Linked DNA regions of Homo sapiens: region 2 is linked to region 1. Evidence: chromatin contacts called from ENCODE Hi-C or POLR2A ChIA-PET data. All regions are on one chromosome and are shown on one strand. Each heading gives the region's core, a stretch centred on a gene start or an enhancer-like site at or near the end of the contact. The rest is flanking DNA. Distances are from core to core; before and after follow the strand shown. Region 1 holds the start of PDK3 (pyruvate dehydrogenase kinase 3). Region 2 has its middle 72 kb from the start of SUPT20HL2.

What was found. Hi-C counts contacts between places; a loop is a spot of excess contacts on that map. ChIA-PET counts read pairs that join two places held with the same protein, here RNA polymerase II (POLR2A). Pooled maps may share reads with other maps.
Region 2: a loop to region 1 is called in a pooled map, with 4 times the contacts of the local background. The contact joins the enhancer-like site here to the promoter of PDK3 in region 1. A Hi-C loop is called at or near these places in 3 of 37 single-sample maps with no recorded cell type and 4 of 50 pooled maps. POLR2A ChIA-PET finds 5 or more read pairs at or near these places in 1 of 52 experiments (T-cell).

What each region holds. Positions count from the first base shown.
Region 1 is chrX:24,463,712-24,466,543 of GRCh38, reverse strand. It overlaps PDK3 (pyruvate dehydrogenase kinase 3), which reads right to left and starts at 1,258. Exons shown (of 11, transcript NM_005391.5): 1 at 983-1,258. The coding sequence starts at 1,088. RefSeq lists a silencer at 1,198-1,517.
Region 2 is chrX:24,240,633-24,243,640 of GRCh38, reverse strand. No RefSeq gene overlaps it. Among named protein-coding and RNA genes, the nearest start is that of SUPT20HL2, 72 kb to the left of the region's middle. RefSeq lists an enhancer at 831-910. Within about 2 kb of position 1,285, at least 6 of the 41 ENCODE cell types and tissues checked have a DNase peak (open chromatin) inside an H3K27ac peak, as active enhancers do.

The sequences.
Region 1 (2,832 bases), core at 9-2,508:
ACTGACACCCTTGACATTTACATAAAATTCATTAAATGAACAGACACCCTACGATTTCCCCTGGAGAGCTTAGAACATCTTTGCTGCTGGATTTGATTTTCCTCCAGGGATGCTGAGTTCCATTCTGATACCTCAATGCATGCGTTTTACTTTTAGGTGTTTCACAACCAGCTCCTTCGTTTTCTGGGGAAACATGATTCAGTTAACAGAAGGTGGTGGAATCTATTCCCATCTCAGCTAGGCCTGAGGCAGGCTGGGAACCCGAATCTTCTTTGGTCCCACCTCAATCCGTGAAAGCCGCCCACCAGCCCACCGGACAGGGAGAATGTGGGTGGGACACCAATGGAGAAGAGAAACGAAAGGTGCTGGCACTAAAGCCAGAGTTGTATTAGACCCTGCTCTGATGCTAGGATCCCAGACGTCCGCTCTTCCCAAGCATCTAAGGCGTCTGCAGGCCAGGCCTCTAACTGATTTAACATAACCTGATGAAGACAACAGTTCGAGTCCTGCCACTCCAGCCACACAGCAACACCTTAGAGCAGAAAAGGAACAAAATGCCATTGCATAATTTATTCAACCTCAAGGTATTTCTAAACAGTTCTTACCCAACCAAAAAAAAAAAATTCTAAAAATAAAAACATTAAAAAGCCACCCACATCTCGTTCTGAAGTTTTAAGGGCTGTGAGGTTTGTGTCAAGCAGATTTGAAGCTAACGACCGCAGGTTTGGGGAGTCTCGCCTGCGATGAGGGTCCTGCAATGAGACGCCGTTTCTGTGTCTCCGGGTAAGTCCCAGGCTGGGTGCGAGGGGGCCAGGCCCTGCCCCTCCGCGCCCCGAAATCCGAGCCCCAGGAGAGCCCCCCGGATATTCCCTAGCCCCGCCTGCGGTTCCCACAGACTTTACCCCGAAGCTGCGGAGATCCGGGGTGGCAGCCCGAATGGCGGCGGCCCCGGGCCCATGGGGACCCTTGGCCCCGTACTCACCGAAGTCCAGGAATTGTTTGATGGAGAGCGGCGACGGCGAAAAGCGCGAGTAGCGCTCGATCTGCTTGGGCACCGGCTGCTTCAGCAGCCACCGGAACAGCCGCATCCTCGCCCGGGCGGCGCACAGACCCGCCTAGACGCCCGGGTGGCCGCAAGGGCTGGCGCAGCCAAGCCGCACGGATAGGGCACGTTTGCGAAGCGCGCACCCCGGCCTCGATCTCGGCCTCGGCGCCGCCGGTGCAGCCGCCGCAGCAGCAGCAGCAGCTCCAGGACAGCGGCGGGCCGCCCGCGGCTTCCCTAGGCTCCGCCTCGCTGGGCGGAGTCGGTTGCTGCACGTACGCGGCGCGCGAGGGGAGGCGAGGAGCGCGAGGGGCACGCGGCCGCGCGCGCCCTCCACTGATTGGCCGCCGCTGCCTCTGTGACGTTTGTGTTTTGTCCGGGCGCGGCGCCAGAGACCCCCCTCCCTGGCTCATGGGACTCAGCCCAGCCCAGCAAGTGCAGCCGCTTTCAGCTCCGCCTCTGGCTGGGTTCTCCGCTGCCGAAAGGTAGCCGAGGTGCCCGCGGACCGGGAAGAGGCCAGGAGCCCGGAATCCGATCCTCCGCGCTGCTCAAGACCCTTCTCAACCGCAGGCGCCTTTTCCGGGAGGAGGACTTGCCGTTCGCTGCATCCTGACACTTAGATTTTACAGCCTAACTAGACTGACTCTGTTTCGTGGCCCAGCCCCACCCCCACCTCCCTGCCTGACTCCCAAGAGAACACCTTTGGAACACCTTTGGACTGGATTGTTAGTTCGCTGATTCTCTTTTTCGTGGTTCCTTTCCCCTCCTTCCCGCACAAGATTAAGTGACTGATTGCATTTCATGTCCCCCCACCACCACCGTTGGACGGGATCCATTGTGAGGTCAAGGGTCAATAACACCCCCTACCTCCCCAATGCCAGTGGACAGGATAATTGCAAGGTCACTGACTCTGTTTCATACCCCCCCACCCCACTACTACCATTGGAAAGGATCAAATGTAAGGTCACTGGCACTTTCTTTCATACCCCTTCTCTACACCACCACCATAGGACAGCCCCCTTCACGCTTCACCACCACTTTTGGACAGGAGTCTATGCTTACACAGTGTTGGGTATTCTTTATCTCAAGTGAACTTGAGAGCCTGGCATGGTGACATGCACCTATAGTCCCAACGACCCTGCAGGCGGAGGTGGGAGGATCACGTGAGCCCAAAAGTTCAAGATCTGCCTAGGCAACATACCCAGACCCCCCTCTCAAAAAAAAAAAAAAGTGAACTTGAACTCAGGGCTCAGTATATGAAATTGTTATTTCCTATTATGAGTGAATAAAGTACAGCTTACTTTAGCCATTTCCACCAAACCTTGGCTTTTTTTTTTTTTTTGGCAATATGTAAACATAAACATATGTAACTAAAAGGACAGGAAGAATGTTCTTTAAGGAAAGGTACAAATGTGACTGGAAGCCACTCCTTGGGTCTCTGATTGGACTAGTTTTCTCACTGAATGAGATTATTGGTGGGTAGCTATTTAGCTTTTGTGCCTTCAGTGGACGTTTATGCAGCCAATTCTTTGCTTAATAAAATAGTTGCATCTCTACTCTGAATGTAAAGAAAAGTAACATACACAGTAAAAGACCTCGGCCAGGTGCGGTGGCTCACGCCTGTAATCCCAGCACTTTGGGAGGCCGAGGCGGGCGGATCACGAGGTCAGGAAACCGAGACCATCCTGGCTAACGTGGTGAAACCCCAGCTCTACTAAAAGTACGAAAAATTAGCCGGGCGTGGTGGCGGGCCCCTGTAGCCCCAGCTACTCAGGAGGCTGGGGCAGGAG
Region 2 (3,008 bases), core at 36-2,535, 220 kb after region 1:
GGACAGGTGGGGAGGAGAGGGACCTAGATTGAGTTACTGTCAAAGAGGACTCTATTTATAACGTACTTATTTTCATAAGGAGAGTGTATTCATGTTATACTCTTGCAACAGAAAATTAATGATTAAAAAAAAAAATACATGTTCCTCTGGAAAGTGTACCTAACCTTCGAACACTCATTCACATGGTATATGATCAAGATTTACCTTTTGTGACATCTTTGCAGGACTACAGACTGAGTGGCCCCAGAAGCGTCCAAAAGTTTTCCCCTGGGAACACAAGGTCTAACAGGCTAAACGAGCAAGCACAGTAGAAAGTTTTTACTGAGGCTTATGAAGCCAAATTCAAACAGGAAACTTCTAAAGCTTTTGAAAATCCATCAGAATTAGTTTGGGCCCCTGAATTAGTTACCTACTGCTGCATAACAAATTATCCTAAAACGTAATGGCTCAAAACGACACATTTCTTTTCTCACAGTTTCTATGCTGCAGGAATCAGGGTCTCTCCCAGGGCTGCAATCAGAATGTTCACCGGGGCTACTGGCTCATCTAAAGGTTTCACAAGGGAAGGATCTGTTTGCAAATTCACTCACGTGGTTGTTGGCCAGATTCCGTTTCTCACAAGCTGTTGGACTAAGGGCCTTGGTTCCCCTGAGGGCGTCAGTTTCTTGCTGGTTGTTGGCCAGAAGCTGTTCTCAGTTCCTGGCCATGTGAACCTCTGCATGGGGTGGTTGACAGCATGGTAGCTGGCTTCCTCAGAACAAGCACGCAAGAGGCATCAGAGACAGTTTGCAATCAAGACAGAAGCCACAGTCTTGGCCAGGCGTGGTAGCTCATGCCTGTAATCCCAGCACTTTGGAAAGCCGAGGTGGGCGGATCACTTGAGGACCAGAGTTTGAGACCAGCCTGGCCAACATGGCAAAACCCTGTCTTCACAAAAAAATACAAAAATGAGCTGGGAGTGGTGGCATGTGCCTATAGTCCCAGCTATTAGGGAGGATGGCTTGAGCCCGGGAGGTTGAGGCTGCAGTGAGCTGTGACCATGCCACTGCACTCCAGACTCAGCGACAGAGCACGACCATGTCTCAAAAAAAAAAAAAAAAAAAAAAAGGTCACGGTGTTTTGTAACCTAATCTCAGATGGGACATCCCATCATTTTTGTCCTATTCTGTTCATTAGAAGCAAGTCACTAGTGTAGCCCACACTCAGGGGATCCAGGTCAGAAGCTGCCTGTCATAGCCTCATGGGAATTCTGTGTTCCGTTCCAGCTGTGTTAACATGGGGCTAGTGGGAGTGGGATAGGGGGAAGGGAAGGGAGGGAATACTCGCTTCCAAAAGAGTCCTGAAAGAGAATTTCTGATGTTGTCAGAGAAAATATTAGTATATCCAGTAGGTGGCACCCATCACTGTGAACAAGGGTCCCCAGCCCCTTGAGAATAGCACCTAACACAACAAACTCTGGTAATAAAGATTTAAGCAGCCAATCAAATATTCTTGTTAATAGGGAATTTTTGCGTATTATGCAATTGTTCTTTAAAAAATTATGATTAATTTCCGTTCTGTTACCATTCTAAGTGATTTAGATGATTTTCAAATTTTCTTGCAGATTTTGACACGTATGGTGGCAAATTATAACGACATGTAAGGTTTTTGCACGCAAGCCAGGATGTTTTACTAAGAGAACAGTCATTCTACACTAAGGGTCCCTTAAGTTAGCATCACAACTGATAAATTCAACATGTGATCATTTGTGCCTAACAAAATATACTTCAAAAAAACGTGGCTGCGCCATTCACAATGTACCAATTCATAACTTTTAAACCTTTCTTCATATGGCTAAAATATCTAGGTTGTTATTAAAGATAATCTAGCAGTGCTTTTCTACCTATTGTATGTGACTTATTCGTGGATCAAAATAACTTGGTGGATTTTGATAAGTAAATTTATATCACAATATTTCTTGGTAAATGGTAAAATGTACATATCCTAAAATATATCATTGTAATCACTTTAAGTGTACAATTCTGTGGCATTATGTATATTTAAAATGTTGTTTAGATCAGATGCGGTGGCTCACGCCTGTAATCCCAGCACTTTGGGAGGCCAAGGCGGGTGGATCACCTGAGGTCAGGAGTTCAAGACCAGCCTGGCCAACATGGTGAAACCCTGTCTCTACAAAAATTAGCCAGGCACAATGGAGGGTGCCTGTAATCCCAGCTACTCAGGAGTCTGAGGTGGGAGAATCGCTTGAACCCTGGAGGCAGAGGTTGCAGTGAGCCGAGATAGCGCCACTGCACTCCAGCCTGGGCAACAGAGTAAGACTTCATCTCAAAAAAAAAAAAAAAAAAAAGTTGTTTAAATATCACCACTATCTATTTCTAGAGCTTTTTCATCATCCCAAGCAAAAACTGTAGCATAGGCAATAGTTTCCCATTCTTTCTCTCCCCAGCCCCTGGTAACCTCTATCCTTCTGCCTCTATGAATTTGCCTATTCCAGATGTTTCATATAAGTGGATAATATATTATTTGTCCTTTTACATCTGGTATGTTTCATTTAACACAACATTTTCAAGGTTCATTCATGTTGTAACATGTATCAGAACTTTAGTTCCTGTTTTCAATTCTTTGGGGTATATACCTCAGATTGGAAGTATTGGATCATATGGTAATTTTTTTTTTTTTTTTTTTTGAGACAGTCTTCACTCTGTTGCCTAGGCTGGAGTGCAGTGGCATGATCTCGGCTCACTGCAATCTCCACCTCCTGGGTTCAAGCGATTCTCCTGCCTCAGCCTCCCAAGTAGCTGGGACTACAGGTATGCACCGCCACGCTCGGCTGATTTTTGTATTTTTAGTAGAGACGCAGTTTCACCATGTTGGCCAGGCTGGTCTCGAACTCCTGACCTCAAATGATCTGCCCACCTTGGCCTCCCAAAGTGCTGGGATTACAGGTGTGAGCCAGGCCGGATCATATGGTAATTCTATGTTTAACTTTTTAAAAACCACCATACTGT